2 separate regions of the Mus musculus genome follow, and region 2 is linked to region 1. Evidence: chromatin loops called from intact Hi-C (ENCODE). Cell type or tissue: left cerebral cortex. All regions are shown on one strand.

Region 1 (8,000 bases):
TTAAAAATTTTAAAACTTTATAAGCAAATTTTAAGAAATTACCAAGCACTATGGAATGGAAGATGGTGGTATTCCTGTGTACTAGGCATTGCTTTACATGATGCCTTCCCCTCTCACTTCTCCTGTTAAATAAACGGTATCACAGAAAACTATTGATTTCAACAATTATCTTTGATTTCCCTTAACATCTCAGGTACAGTCTTCATTGGAAAATACACAGAATCCAGTAGCCTCTCACATGGACTTTCCTCCATACAGTCTTTTGCTGGCCTGTATTCAGGAGGCTCGGCAAAGTCTATCAGCTGCCAGAATGAGGGCTTGAAACAAAAATGGAGTCATGCCATTTCTATTCAATACTGTCATACCTATTGAGTTAAACACAGTTTCTCACAATGACTTGTGATATTCTATAGAATCTAGACGTATCTGCTTCTCCATCCCTAGTTCCTTTGGTCCTTCCTCTTCTTTGCTTTTCTCTGCCTGTAGACTCTTTCCAATCCTGAAGTACCCCTTGCTCACTCCACTTTTAGAGCCTTCCACTGACATCACCTGTCCATGGTTTTTTACTTTCCACTTATTCAAAGACTTCTCAGCCACAGAGACAGGGCAGAATGGCCTTCTTAAGTTTCCTTGGACAATACAATACAATAACAAAGACCATGTTAGTCAAATGCTCTCATGAGTCAACATTTCTAATTAATGATATGACTTGGAAATGTAAATATTTCCCACTTTCTCCAGTTTTAGTAGTATAGAACATTCAGGTTCCTTGTTTGGTTTTTGTTTCAGTGGGGCCTTTACTTTCATTTTTCAATCATATTAACTCTACAAGCTAATGTGTGTAACATTTCCATAGATGATACAGGCATCATGCTTTGAATACAACCACCTTCTCCACTATTCTTTCTCTATTCAATCCCTTCTTTCTTACCCATTCCTGTAAAGTCCATCTTCTATCTTTATGTCAACTGTGGTGTGATGTGTGTGTGTATTTGTGAGCTTCTACACATAAAAGAAAACATATGACACTATTTTTCTGTGTCTGGTGTATTTTATTGTACAAGATAAACTCCAATTCAATCCCTTTTCTTGACCGTCAAATGATTTCAGTCTTCCTATACCTCCACTGTGAGTATACTTTAACTCTTGAACTATTGAACCTTGGTGGTAGAGAAAAAGCTGATATAAGCATGGGTATATAAGTATCCGTGTAGTACACTTTTTATATGATAGTTCTTTATTCTTTAAACTACATACTTACTTTCACTGCGGCTGGACACATTTATAATTCCAGCAACAGAACACAGGATTCCTTTCTGTACATCCTCAGGAGCATTTGCTATGTTTTTTTTTTTTTTTTAATTTCTTTTCCTATTTTTAGAGTGGATATTCAGGCCAGGATGAGATGAAATCTCAGTGAAACTTAATGTGCATTTCACCGATGGCTAAAGACATTGACCATTATTATTTGTTTGATTTTAGTTTTTTGTTTGTTTTCTTGATAAATCAAGTAAAAAACCAAATCTTCGACCTGCTACAGGCAGGGTCCATGACCTGCCAATGAGCTACAAGTGTTTTCTATTTCGAGGAATGTCTATTTAAAGTATTTCCTCATTGGTTGATTGAATTTCTCAGACCTTTAATGTTAAGTTTTTACATTGCTATGTGTTTTAGGTAGACTCTGTCTGTCTCAGGAACAGCTGAGCTGGCAATGCTTCTCCTTCTGTAGGTAGCTTCATTTCCTTACTAGGTTCCTTTGTCTTGCAGGGTTTTCATGTGATATAATCCCATTTGTTAATCTTCACTTTTCCCCCTGAGCCTTTTAATAGCTATTTAGGAAGTCGTTGCTAGTGACAATATTTTGAAGACTCTTCTCTGTGCTTGTAATTAGAAGTTTCTAGCTTCCTATGAATGTCTGTGATAGACTTATGTTGAATTGCCTATAGGCTGAGAGACAGAGATCTGCTTTCAGTGGTGCTCACCCAGTTCCTGGTTGATGGAGAAAGGCTGTTATACATAGAACACATGTTTTTGGCAGCTGTGTCAAAAATCAAATAGCTGTCTGCATGTGGTGTTATTTCTGGGTCCTGTCTTCTAATCCACTGGTCTAGCTTTCCTTTCTGTTTTCCTGGCAATATCGGGCTATTTTTGTTACTATCTCTCTCTGCCTAGCATGCTTTGAAGGTAGCTGTATGATGGTGCCTCCAACCTTGTTCTTTGTAACTCAGCATTGCTTCGGCCACATGCAGTCCTGTGTACACGCTCCACTTGTGAACTTTAGGCTTGTTTTCACTAGTTCTGTGAAGTCTGCTGTTGGCTTTGGGGAGGAGCCTTCCATCTTCTGATGTCTTCTTTGGTTCTTTTTCTTGATGTTCCATGATTTTTCCATGTGGGGGGGTTATTCCTTCTCCTTGGTTGTATCTGTTTCTCAGTTTTGTTTGGGAGACTGGTATTTTTAATGACTTGCTTTCTTTATCAGTGGGGTTACAGTAAGGCTACTGGTTCCGATGTGTTGTCTTGGCATCCTGCTACTTTGGTGAAGGTTTTCATCAGCGCTTAGACTCTTATGCTGGGTTCATTAGGACATTAGCCGTCTACAGTAATGGAATCTGTAAACAGGGATACTTTGACTCTGTGTTCACTATTTGCCTCATTTTCACTTCCCTTCTAATCCTATTTCAACAGCTAAGATCGCTAGTCTTATAGTGAGAGTGTTAAAAATGGACGGTTTGTCTTCTTGTTAAGTATACAAAATAGGCTTTCCATTTCCCCATTTGATATGCTGCTTTAACATTCAAAGTTTTACTGAGTAGCTGCTAATCATTTGATGAAACTCAACTGGCATATGTGACTAGTGCGCACAGATTGTTTAAAATGAAAACTACATTTCATATAGAAACAAATTGTCTATTAATTCAATTCTGCCCTCGCTCACATAAATCCACAGAGCTGCAAACTTCCCTTAAACACAAAACAACACTACATCTGACAAATGGTCACTTCAATAAGCCTTCTATCTTTTAAACCTGAACTAATCCATACAGACAGTGTAATAAGTTCAGTGGCTCACTGTAAAGTATTTTATTTCTGTAAGGTGTTTTTTCTTCTTGGTATTTGACAGACTTAAAAGAAGTAATATAAACAGTGTAAAATAGCATGTGGCATAAGTACATGCAAGTTGTTCTAATTCTAAATTCCTATCCTGTTATGTCACTATGGCTACTCCATCTAAGAAGATTTACATAGAAATTTCTATGTAAACTTTCCAGATTAAGATTTTTAAAGGAATTTACTTTTACTTGTATTTTAATACATTATTTCCCTCATATTATTTATTTCAAGTAAATTTACCTGTTATCGTAGAAAATTAAACTTCTAATAAATTTTTATTTGTGAAAAGTGTTTTCCTTTTTCTTTCTTTCTTCACCCCCTCCCTCCCCCGGTTAAAAGAAAAGCAATATGCCACAAGCTTTTGCAGTAGCACGTGCTTGGACTGCCCTCTAGTGGTCTCTTAGTCACTAACACCCGGTGAGTTGGAAGGAGGAGGTCTGGGGAAATCACCAACACACAGGCGTAGATATATGTTCAGCCAAGAAACTGACTTTCATAGCAGATAAGAAAATGGCCTCCTCATACAATTCTTGAAGGATATTAAAGATCAAAATTTCTTATAACATTATTGTTACTTTAAAAATATTTATTATTTGTGTTGTATTGTGTAGAAATCATAAAAAATGACTATTGCTTGAAACAAACAAACACTGAAGTTGATACAAAGAAATACTATCGGCAAACCTGGGCTTCTGAGAACTACCCTCACCACATTGCTGCTGCTCACAATGGCTCCCCTTCTGAGTTATTTTAACTTTTAATTAACCCTGTTACTTTCTTACACTCATAAAGAATTATCTAATGCAAGATGGCCTAGTTGGCCATCATTGGAAAGAGAGGCCCATCGGTCTTACAAACTTTATATGCCCCTTTACAGGGGAATGCCAGGGCCAAGAAGTGGGATTGTGTGGGTAGGGGAGTGAGGGGCGAGGGTATGGGGGACTTTGGGGATAGCATTGGAAATGTAAATGAAGAAAATACCTAATAAAAAAAAAGAAAGAGAGAAAAAGAAAGAATTATCTCTAGATGTGAGAGTTTAGCATTTAAACCATTTGCACTCATGGCATTTATTACAGCTTAACAATAATTCAATAAGTGAATCCTAGGTAAAAACAAAAAATTTTGGGATCATTCATAACAAATGCTAATCATAGAGCATCCTTTTGGGGCAGAATACTGATTCATTTTCATGTACTGTTTAAAAAATATTCTCCAACTTTTGTTTGCTAACTAGAAGGAATTTACAAACAATATCGCCTCATACATTTTCTGTGTGTACTTTATGGGCAATATTTACTTCTTCACGTCTCTTAGAATTACACTAATATTTTATTTCCTTTTACCTCAAACTGTTAATAAGGATATGTTTTGTATGTTCAATGTACTAGTTTAAACTGTATGAAGAAATTGAAACTATATTTCCTTTAGTTGCAGAGAATTTAATCAGAATATTAGATAAATAATGAACATTATATATAACAATAGACATATTTGAAACGTTTCATCATTGAGGTTATACTTTGCAATTAAATGTCTTTTTTTGCCTTCTTAGAAAACACTACAGAAAACCAAGAAAACAGGAAAACTTAAGGCAATAGGGGAAATTACTGTGTTTTGTAAGGAGCATATAAAATAATCCTTTCCAAAAGTGTAACTCACGTGAACATTTTCTAAATGTTCTCCTTGATAGAAATATTTCCTAAAGGGAGAACTTCAGACAGCTCTCTGGTGGATGCATTGGTAATGATGGCATAAACCGAAGATTTAGAACAGCACAAGAGTTACAAAGTATGCACTGTACATAAGCTATCCTTACTATCCTAATACACTTTAGATTCTATATGTAATGCAGCAAAAAATAGAAGCACAATATACATATGCTATGTAAAAAGATTCGTGGACATATTTCACCATCACATCATCTCCCCCCCCCCCCACACACACCTGGGTTTCAGATTTGAAACTACAAAACTATGTCCTTAAAAAAATTAATATGGCCCTTCTGGTCAGCTCCAGCACTGGGTCACCTTGGGCACCCAGGTGACACCCCCAAGGTCCCTAGAGGACTCTCCATGAGATCTTAGGACACAACTTCTGTTCCATTCCAATCGTGCAGGACCTGAGACAGCATTAGGGAAGCAGAAAACCCGGCCTGACCAAGGTCACAAGTCCCTTCCAGACTGTACCAGCACCTGGTCACCTAGGGCAAGGAGTCTGCAGACACCCCCAAGGTCCCTAGAGGACAGCTTCTGAGGCAGACCCCGTTTCTGGATCCAGACATCCTGGCACCTTCTCTGCTAGAGGAGAGGTGTCCAACCCACCTGGGAGGGCTTTGCCAGAGCACCTAGAGGAGCCATCTTGGTTCCTGGATCCCTCTGAGACGAGGCTGCACAGGTGAGAGTTTGGACTGCAGAAGCTAACAGCTTCTGGGACAGGCCAAAGATACACAGCTTCTGGGACAGGCCCTGTTTCAGGCCTTCATCTTCTGCCAGGAGGCAGGTCTGAACGCCAGATATCTGTGCACCTTCCCTGCAAGAGGGGAGCTTGCCAGCAGAGAGTGCTCTGACCACTGAAACTCAGGAGAGAGCTAGTCTCCCAGGTCTGCAGATAGAGGCTAACAGAATCACGAGAGGAACAAGCTCTAACCAGAGATAACTATAACAACTAACTCCAGAGATTACCAGATGGCGAAAGGCAAACGTAAAAATCTTACTAACAGAAACCAAGACAACTCACCATCATCAGAATGCAGCACTCCTACCTCACCCAGTCCTGGGCACCCCCAACACACCCGAAAACCTAGACCCGGTTTTAAAAGCGTATCTCATGATGATGGTAGAGGGCATCAAGGACTTTAATGACACACTTAAAGAAATACAGGAGAACACTGCTAAAGAATTACAAGTCCTTAAAGAAAAAACAGGAAAACACAACCAAACAGGTAGAAGTCCTTAAAGAAAAACAGAAAAACACATCCAAACAGGTGATGGAAATGAACAAAACCATACTAGACCTAAAAAGGGAAGGAGACACAATAAAGAAACCACAAAGTGAGGCAATGCTGAAGATAGAAACCCTAGGAAAGAAATCTGGAACCATAGAACAGCAATGGATTACAAGACATGGAAGAGAGAATCTCAGGTGCAGAAGATTCCATAGAGAACATCAGCACGACAATCAAAGAAAATGCAAAATGCAAAAAGACCCTAACTCAAAACATCCAGGAAATCCAGGACACAATGAAAAGACCAAACCTATGGATAATAGGAGTAGTGGAGAATGAAGATTTTCAACTTAAAGGGCCAGCAAACATCTTCAACAAAATTATAGAAGAAAATTTCCCAAACCTAAAGAAAAAGATGCCCATGAACATACAAGAAGCCTACAGAACTTCAAATAGACTCGACCAGAAAAGAAATTCCTCCCGACACATAATAATCAGAACAACAAATGCACTAAATAAAAATAGAATGTTAAAGCAGTAAGGGAAAAAGGTCAAGTAACATATAAAGGCAGCCTATCAGAATTACACCATACTTTCCACTAGAGACTATGAAAGCCAGAAGATACTGGACAGATGTTATACAGACACTAAGAGAACACAAATGCCAGCCCAGGCTACTATACCCAGCCAAACTTTCAATTACCATGGATGGAGAAACCAGAGTATTCCATGACAAAACCAAATTCATACATTATTTTTCCATGAATCCAGCCCTTCAAAGGATAATAACGAAAAAAAACAAACAAACAAACACGAATACAAGAACGGAAAGCACACCCTAGAAAAAGCAAGAAAGTAATCCTTCAACAAACCTAAAAAAAAATAGCCATAAGAACAGAATGCCAACACTAACAACAAAAATAATAGGAAGCAACAATTACTTTTCATTAATATCTCTTAATATCAATGGGCTCAATTCCCCAATAAAAAGACATAGACTAACAGACTGGCTACACAAACAGGACCCAACATTCTGCTGCTTACAGGAAACACATCTCAGGGAAAAAGACAGACACTGCCTCAGAATGAAAGGCTGGAAAACAGTTTTCCAAGCAAATGGTCTGAAGAAACAAGCTGGAGGAGCCATTCTAATATTGAATAAAATCGACTTCCAACCCAAAGTAATTAAAACACACAAGGAGGGAAACTTCATATTCATCAAAGGTAAAATCTTCCAAGAGGAACTCTCAATTCTGAATATCTATGCTCCAAATGCAAGGGCAGCCACATTCATTAAACTTTAGTAAAGCTCAAAGCACACATTGCACCTCACACAATAATAGTGGAAGGCTTCAACACACCACTTTCATCAATGGACAGAACATGGAAAGAGAAACTAAACAGGGATATAGTGAAACTAACAGTAGTTGTGAAACAAATGGATCTGACAGATATCTACAGAACATTTTATCCTAAAACAAAAGGATATACCTTCTTCTCAGCACCTCACGGGACCTTCTCCAAAATTGACCATATAATTGGTCACAAAACAGGCCTCAACAGATACAAAAAAATTGAAATTGTCCCATGCATCCTATCAGACCACCATGGACTAAGGCTGATCTTCAATAACAACATAAATAATAGAAAGCCAACATTCACGTGGAAACTGAACAACACTCTTCTCAATGATACCTTGGTCAAGGAAGGAATAAAGAAAGAAATTAGAGACTTTTTAGAGTTTAATGAAAATGAAGCCACAACATACCCAAACTTATGGGACACAGTGAAAGCATTTCTAAGAGGGGATCTCATAGCTCTGAGTGCCTCCAAAAATAAACTAGGGAGAGTAAACACTAGCAGCTTGACAACACACCTAAAAGCTCTAGAACAAAAGGAAGCAAATTCACCCAAAATGAGTAGATGGCAGGAAATAATCAAACTC
Region 2 (8,000 bases), 45 kb before region 1:
ATGTCTTCCCTTTGGACAGGAACATTTCTGGGTTAAAAACTTTGAGGTGGGTGGGTGACCCCATCCCTGGACTGGGGGGCCATGCCTATCCAATGGAGGTGGTTTCTACAGGTTCTATCTCCACTTTGTTGTGCATTTCGGCTAAATTCATCCCTGTTGGGTCATGGGAGCCTATCGCTTCCCTCCCTTCTGGGGCCTTCCAGTGGCTATCCCCAGTTCCTCAACCCCACTGCTACATATTTTGTTCCATTTCCTGACCCTCTTATTAGGGGCAATATTTAGCTGGGGCTGCCTTACAGGCTCAGTCCATTGTCATCAAGGCAGGAAGCATGGCAGCATCTAAAACGACACACGGCTGGAGAAGGAGCCAAAAAGTTCTACATCTTAATCTGAAGGCAGTCATCAGAAGACTCTTCCAGGCAGCTAGAAGGAGGGTCTCAAAGCCCATGCCCACAGTGACGCACTTCCTCCAACAAAGCCACACCTCCCATAATGCCACTCTCTGTGGCAAGCATATTGAAACCATTACAGATGTCATAAGAAGACTGCTATGAAATGAGTTGATTAATCAATAAACTTCTCTCCCTTCAGGTCACAGCTCTGGATTCTACAGATAGCCACGCTGGTGGATTTGATGTCTTCTGGTTCTTGGTTTACAGTCTAAAGGGGGAAAGAAGTCTCTGAGGTCTATTTTATAAGGACACTTGCCTATTTGAGAGGATCTCAACTTTACTGATAATCTCCCATGTCCGTCCCCACCCCCATCTTCTAATACCATAATACTGGTGCCTAATATTTCAATCTATGAATCTGAAGAGAATAGGAACTAACAGTCTATAATAACATCATATTTGTGACAAACCTGTCTTGATCAGGAGACACTGTCATGTAATGGTTGTCTGAGTGTGCTTCCCACTATTCTCTCTGATGTAATATGTTACTTCCATCAGTGAAATGGCCTTTGGATTCTATTGCTATTGCTATGATCAAGTTTTAACATACTCTTTGTGAAATATATTACTGGTTGGGATTTTTTTTTCAATACAAGGTAAGACAGGTACAGTTATCCACATAATTTCCAAACATTTTACATCCTTATACTGTGGTAAAGCATTCCTGCTTTTTTACTTGCTTGTTGAAGCATATAAATACAGTTAATTTTCAAAACTATATAGTACTTTGTACTTTTTATTGGAAAATTTTAAATTCCAATTTTATTTATTTTATATCACACAACTGCAGTTTCCCCTTCCTGCTTTCCTCTCAGTCCTTCCCCCATCTCTTCCTCCCACCATCCACTTCTCCCCCAACCCACTCGTTCCCCATCCCCTCCTCCCCTAATCTCCTCCTCTCCTATCTCCTCCACAATTTCTTTTCAGTAAAGGGACTGCCTCAGTGGATATCAACCAAGGATGGCATATCAAGTTGTAGTAAGACTAGGCACCTCCTCCTCTAAGGCTAGAAAAGACACTCCACGGGGGAATCAGTCCCATAGGCAGGCAACAGTCACGCATGTCACAGACAGAGCATGTCACAGACAGAGCATGTCACAGACAGAGCATGTCACAGACAGACAGAGCATGCTCCCACTGTTCAGGGTCCCACAGAAGATCAAACTACACTTCTCTGTTATATGTGTGGGAGGCCGAGTTCAATTCCATGAAGGGTCCCTGGTTGGCAGTTCAGTCTCTAGAATTTCCTTTAATTTTTGGTAAGTGGTGAGTAAAATATGTTCTACCTTTATCAGTGCTATAAGCCTCTGCTTAGTGTTCAAATTTTGCTTCATTTTGCATTACGAAATATTTTAAAGAAAGACAGCTGTTTTCACACCATCCAGGTCAATTTCATGATAGCCTTTTCCCTTTTCTTTCTCAATTAGCTCTACATTATGAAACCCCACCCCTGGCTTCTCCTCTTCCAGCCCACTCTTCTGTCCATGCTGGTGTCCTCATCGCAGGTCCTGTATGATGTGTCAAGATGTTTCCTCTGTCTAAATATATGAATACAATCTCCTCTGTTTCCTTGATCTTCTCTTGTTCCCTTCTATGAGCAACAGATCACACACACACACACACACACACACACACACACACACACATACACACACACACACCTGAACACATGTGCAAGGGTGAATTGGATGTAAGCATCCCTTGAATCAGTATCATCACAGCCTGAATCTGCTCTATATTTTATTCATTCACAGCACATGGGAGGCACAAATAAATACCTCAGTATTGGGTCCTGACTTCTAGTAAGAGAACTTTGTTTTGTTTTGTCTTTTTATTGGAACTGATGAATATATTGCACATGTATACACGTATAATTGAGAGTAGGGATGTCGTTGTTCTTTTCCTATCAGTGAGTACTGAAACACTGTAGTACCAATGAAAATTAACAGTTTTGCATGAGACTTCTATTGTCTAGATAACAGAATGAAAGCTGAGTACTATATGCTCAAAATTCTCGAATTTGTATAAAGCCATGTCTGAAAAAAACTACATCAAAAGTACCCTTCGCTACATTTTTGGGTATTATATATATGATTTAGTTTAAACTGAGGTATATAAGTGAAATTAATTTTAGAAATATATCATATTATCACTTTTTATACCTTAAGAGGCAAGATATACAAGGAATGAATACATTTGTCAAATACAGCAAATGGATAAACTGCACACAATAGCACACATCTCTATGTCGAACACTCTGGAACCTGACAGGAGTATTCCAAGTTTGATAACATAGTGAAACTGTCTTTAAATTAATCAGACACTATCAACAGGACAAAGAATAATTCACCATGTCCAGTTCAAATATAAAACAGGGAAATAAAACTCGCAGAAACTAGTCTAAAACCAACCTCAGGCAGACACTATGCTGGAGTTAAAACAGAGAAGCAGACAAAAATTATAATAAACAAACTCAAATAAGTAGTAAATATATCATGTCACAACTACCAGCTGTGATTTAATCTATCCCAACTGAGAAGTAGACAATTTTTGTTTGTGTGTATGTTTCTACAATCCTGAAAGAAAATAGAAGCATGAAAATACTGTCCTCGTCGTGTTCTTTCAATGGACCAAAACCCATCTAGATACTCAAGGAGGGAGCTGACACTTAACTTCCATGCCATAATGAATGTCAGTTACCAATCAAAGAATACTAAACAAGATGGATATAAGTCATGGGGCAGACAAGCTGCCTTTCTGTTGCAGGCTTTTGTTGTCCCCGAGGACACTGGTTGTGGTGATGGGCTCAGTAATACAATATAAGAGGTTTATCATTTTGATTTTAAGCAAGGAAAGTAAAGTTGGGACAAGAAGCATATAACCAAGACTCTCAGGATGACCTAGTATCAGAAAAGCTACCAGAAATGCTGCCTAAGACTGTCTGACTAGGTGTTTCAGTTTTCAAATTCCACAGTCTCAAGAAACAGAGTTCCTGTGCACAAAATACAGTATTTTTAAAGCTACAAAGGCTTTAAATTATCTCTTTTGAGGAATCACCGGGATGAGGACTATTTGACAAATAGAGTTTGCCATGCTTTGGTGATTTTAGAACAAAGACAATGTTTTCTTTGTAATGGCCCTCTCAGATGAGTGATGCCTTGTCCTGGCTGACACCTGTGTAACAGCTAAATGGCAGTGTTTCCTGGTTCTCTTTCTCCTGTGTTTGGCGGGATAATGGATACACTGTTCTGAGGCACTGACAGAACACACAGTCAACTTCAACATCATCATCAAAGATGGAGTGCCATTGTGCAAAACTATCAGGAAATAATGCCACCATTATTGGCTCATCTCAACTGGATGAGAGTATGTGCGGCATATTCAAATATTATGAAAAAAAACTGAATCCTTTGGGATTCAATTTGGTAATAATGTAAATTATAAACAATAAGACAAATTAATAAATATTTCAAAGAGAATGTAATTATTTTATTTCTCTGAAACTTTCTGTGCTATTTCCTTTTGGGTTTTAGGTTTTTTAAATTTGTTTATGTCCATTTTTCCCTCCTGTCTGGATAGCTTTTTCTTCCAATATTCAAAAACAAAATTCCAATTAGAAGCAAATACTCATTTTATTTTTCCACTTACTCTGCAGCAATCTTACATAGTTGGCTTTCTAATAAAGCTCCTCGCTAGTTATTCAACTACTCTCCCACACAGCTAGCTATTGACAATCAGGACAAATCCCTCAATTCAATTTTATTCAATGCAACTCAATTCAAAACAGACCATTCCAACGCAGCTCAACACATTCAACTACATGCTGATGCCAATTCTAATCCTGTCCTGATTTTCCTTTCTTCCCTTTAATTTCATGTTTCAGATGATCTGGGAATTTGCTCAATCATTGAGCTTTCATTGCTTTGGAAAGAGGATATTTACAGTTGGATGCCACTCTGAACTGTTTACAAATTTTCCCATACATCTTATTTATTACATTTTTTATATTTCTTCCAGATTTTAACATTTATTCACTATTTCCAGAACTCACTTTTTCGTTGATCTATTCAGTAAACTTTCCAAGTTGATTTTTTGTTAGTTTTGTTTTTCAAGATAGGGCTTCTCTGTTCAGCCCTGGCTGTCCTGGAACTCACTGTGTAGACCAGGATGGCCTCGAACTCAGAAATCAGCCTGCCTATGGCTCCCAAGTGCTGGAATTAAAAGCATGTGCAACCAAGCTCGGCCCAGATTAATTTTTTTCTATACATATTCAATAAGATATTAAGAATTTTTATTTACTTTATACATTTTAATATTTTTATTAGATATATTAATTATTTAAATTTCAAATGCTATCCTAAAAGTTCACTTTACCAACCCCCCTACTCCCCACAAACTCCCATTTCTTGGCCTTGGCATTCCCCGGTACTGGGGCATATAAAGTTTGCAAGACCAATTGGCCTCTCTTCCCAATGATGGCCAACTAGGCCATCTTCTGCTACATATGCAGCTAGAGCCTTGAGCTCTGGGGGGGTAATGATTAGTTCATATTGTTGTTCCTCTTATAGGGTTGCAGACCCCTTTAGCACCTTGGGTACTTTCTCTAGCTTGTTCATTCCTTTCCCTGTGCTCAGTCCTATGGATGACTGTGAGCATTCACTTCTATATTTGTCAGGCACTGGAAGAGCCTCTCAGGAGACAGCTATATCAGGCTCCTGTCAGCCAGCTCTTGTTGCCTTCCACAATCCTGTCTGAGTGTGGTGGTTGTTTATGGGGTTGGACCACCAGGTGGGGCAGTCCCTGGATGGTCATTCCTTCAGTCTCTACTCCACACTTTGTCTCTGTAACTCCTTCCATGGGTGTTTTGTTTCCCCTACTAAGAAAGATCAGACTATCCATACTTTGGTCATCCCTCTTCTTGAGTTTCCTGTGGTTTGTGATTTGTATCTTGGGATTTCACAGCTTCTGGGCTGATATCCACTTATCAGTGAGTGCATATCCTGTGTGTTCTTTTGTGATTGGCACCACCCTTTTCCTGACTAGTACACGCCTAGGCTGATTCTTATCTTGGCTGTTGTTAACGTTGCTTCAGTAAACATAGATGTGCAGCTCGGCTGATTTAGCCCTTGAATCCTAGATCCCAGCGAAACACAGTTCATACTCCAGAATAAGCACTTAGAACTCTTCTTCTCATCGACGCTCCGGTTACATGCTCACACAGAGAGGGTGAATGCCACAGGTGAAGGCCTGTGTAGACAGGGAGATGGAGTGGTCCTTTGTGGTCTCAGAGTGTGAGTGTGTTTAGGAGGGTCCTCAGGGCCTTGGCTCAGGACTTGTGTGCTGGGCTGGCAGGACCTTTGATCTTCTCTCCTCCCTCCACCAAAGGACTCTGAGATTTCTTGCCAGACAGCTCCTGATGGGCAGGCATGGGGGCTGGGACAAGCCAGCCCTCAGCAGGGAAGGCGAAGCCTGCCTGGTTGGCCATGGTGTAGAAGGTGTGCACCATGGCAGTCAGAGACTCTGAGAGCTGTGTGAGCTGAGAGAGCTGCTCAGGGCTGAGCCGGGAGCCATGTTGCTGCTCCTGCATCTGGACTGTGTCTCTATAAATCTCCTCAGTCTTGCCCCGCACAAAGTTCACCAGGCTCTTCCGAATCGGTGGTGGGCCTGTGTCCCGAGGTTCTGGGCAATGGGCTAATCCATCTTGGTGACCGTGAGCTTTTGGCTCAGCCTTCTTCACGGAAGTTTTGTGTCTCCTTTTCCCATGGGAGCTGCCCTCACTTCCTGTTCTGGCCCGACTGGAGTCCCTGGAAGTGCGTCTTCTTTTGCTGGGTGCTTCCACCATCTGAGCTGATTCTTCGGTCTGCTTTCTGGAATTGCAGTGTGATCGGCTGGACTCCTGCTCCCTTTTCCTTGGTTTGGATCGTGATGTCCTGTCAGAGTTGCTCTGTGGCTTGGTAGGGAGGTCCAGCTGTTGAGCGCAAGGGCCTGGATGGGGGGTTTCTGCATCCATCCTCAGGCTGAACTGAAAGGCTTTCTCTCTTCCAGGCTGGGGTTCTGGCTCAGTCAGCAGTGGTTGCTTGTGAACAGAACGTCAAAGAGTCCTATAACCGTTCACTTCACAGGGCTGGTTGTCTAAGGCGATCTATAGTATATGCTGGAATCACAATCAAGTCTGACGTGAGGCCAGCGGAGGAAGATACTTGCTAGCAAGCCAGCAAAGACTGAGGCTTCCCTTTTTGCTGTTCCTTATATAGGCCTCTAGCTGAAGGTGTGGCCTGGATTATGGGTGGGGCTTCCCTAATTAAATTCAATCTGGATTAAACCTGTGTGCTCCCGTCTCAGAGATCCACACTAGAAGTGGGCCTTCCCACTTCAAACGATTTAATTAAGTGAAAATCACTCACAGGTGTGCCCAGATGCATTTGGGTTTTAGTGACTTCCTGATATAGTTAGTCACCTTGATGCCAGCCTGCTGGAGATGCCTTTGTTGCTGTTTTGGCTTTTACTGTTTGTTTCTCTGTTTGTTTGTTTGTTTTTTAACTGGATATTTTCTTTATTAACATTGTGGGCTTTCTGTGGGTTTTGTGGCTATTGAAGACCAGCCTTCATCCATAGTGATCTGATAGGGTGTCTGGGATTATTTCAATCTTCTTGTATCTGTTGAGGTCACTTTTGTGAACAATGATCTGGTCAGTTTTGGAGAAGGTACCATGAGGTGATGAGAAAAAGGTATATTCTTTTGATTTAGGATAAAATGTTTTGTAGATATCTGTTAAATCCACTTGGTCCATAACGTGTGTTATTTTCACTGTGTCTCTCTTTAGTTTTTGTTTCCATGATCTGTCCATTGATGAGAGTGGGGTGTTGAAGTCTAACACAATTATTGTGTGAGGTGCAATGTGTGCTTTCGGCTTCAGTATAGTTTCTTTAATGAATGTGGATGCCCTTGCATTTGGAGCATAGATATTCAGAATTGAGAGTTCATCTTGGAAGATTGTACCTTTGATGTGTGTGAAGTGCCCCTCTACCCCCACCCCCACCCCTGTGCCCATCTTTTTTGATAACTTTGGGATGGAATTCAATTTTATTTGATATTAGTATGGCCAGTCCATCTTGTTTCTTGGGACCACGTGTTTTGAAAATTGTTTTCCAGCCCTTTACTCAGAAGTAGTGTTTGTCTTTGACACTGAGGTATGTTTCCTGGACACAGGAAAATGTTGTGTCCTGTCTGTGTATCCAGTCTGCTATCTGTGTCTTTTTATTGGGGAATCGAGTCCACTAATGTTAAGAGATATTAAGGATTAAGGAATAGGGATTGTTGTATCCTGATATTTTTGATGTCAGTTTTAAAGTTTGTGTGGCTATCTTCTTTTGGATTTGTAGAATGAAGATTACTTTCTGGCTCTTCTTAGAGTGTAGTTTCGCTCCTTGTGTTGGTGTTTTCCATCTATTAACCTTTGTAGGGCTGGTTTTGTGGAAAAGTTTTGTGTACATTAGGTTTTGTCATGGAACATCTTGGTTTCCTCATCTATGCTAATTGAGAGTTTT

The links. Peaks named below come from ENCODE experiments on the same cell type or tissue, not always from the same donor. Only the 100,000 strongest peaks of a DNase experiment are listed, where the experiment ranks them.
Region 2: it touches region 1 in a loop (4-fold over the local background); 3 of 42 quality-filtered maps call a loop at or near these places.

Annotation. Positions count from the first base shown.
Region 1 is chr14:106,435,001-106,443,000 of GRCm38, reverse strand. The region is part of intron 2 of 1700128A07Rik (RIKEN cDNA 1700128A07 gene); the gene reads left to right. Among named protein-coding and RNA genes, the nearest start is that of 1700128A07Rik, 48 kb to the left of the region's middle. In left cerebral cortex, a CTCF peak has its summit at 3,502 (motif pointing left); a DNase peak (open chromatin) is centred at 3,499.
Region 2 is chr14:106,480,114-106,488,113 of GRCm38, reverse strand. 1700128A07Rik (RIKEN cDNA 1700128A07 gene) reads left to right here and starts at 1,594. Exons shown (of 4, transcript NR_045938.2): 1 at 1,594-1,711. Gm29871 (a long non-coding RNA gene) reads right to left here and starts at 1,028. Exons shown (of 5, transcript XR_874942.1): 1 at 863-1,028. It also overlaps the pseudogene Frg2f3. In left cerebral cortex, no CTCF peak of the experiment used is centred here; no DNase peak of the experiment used is centred here.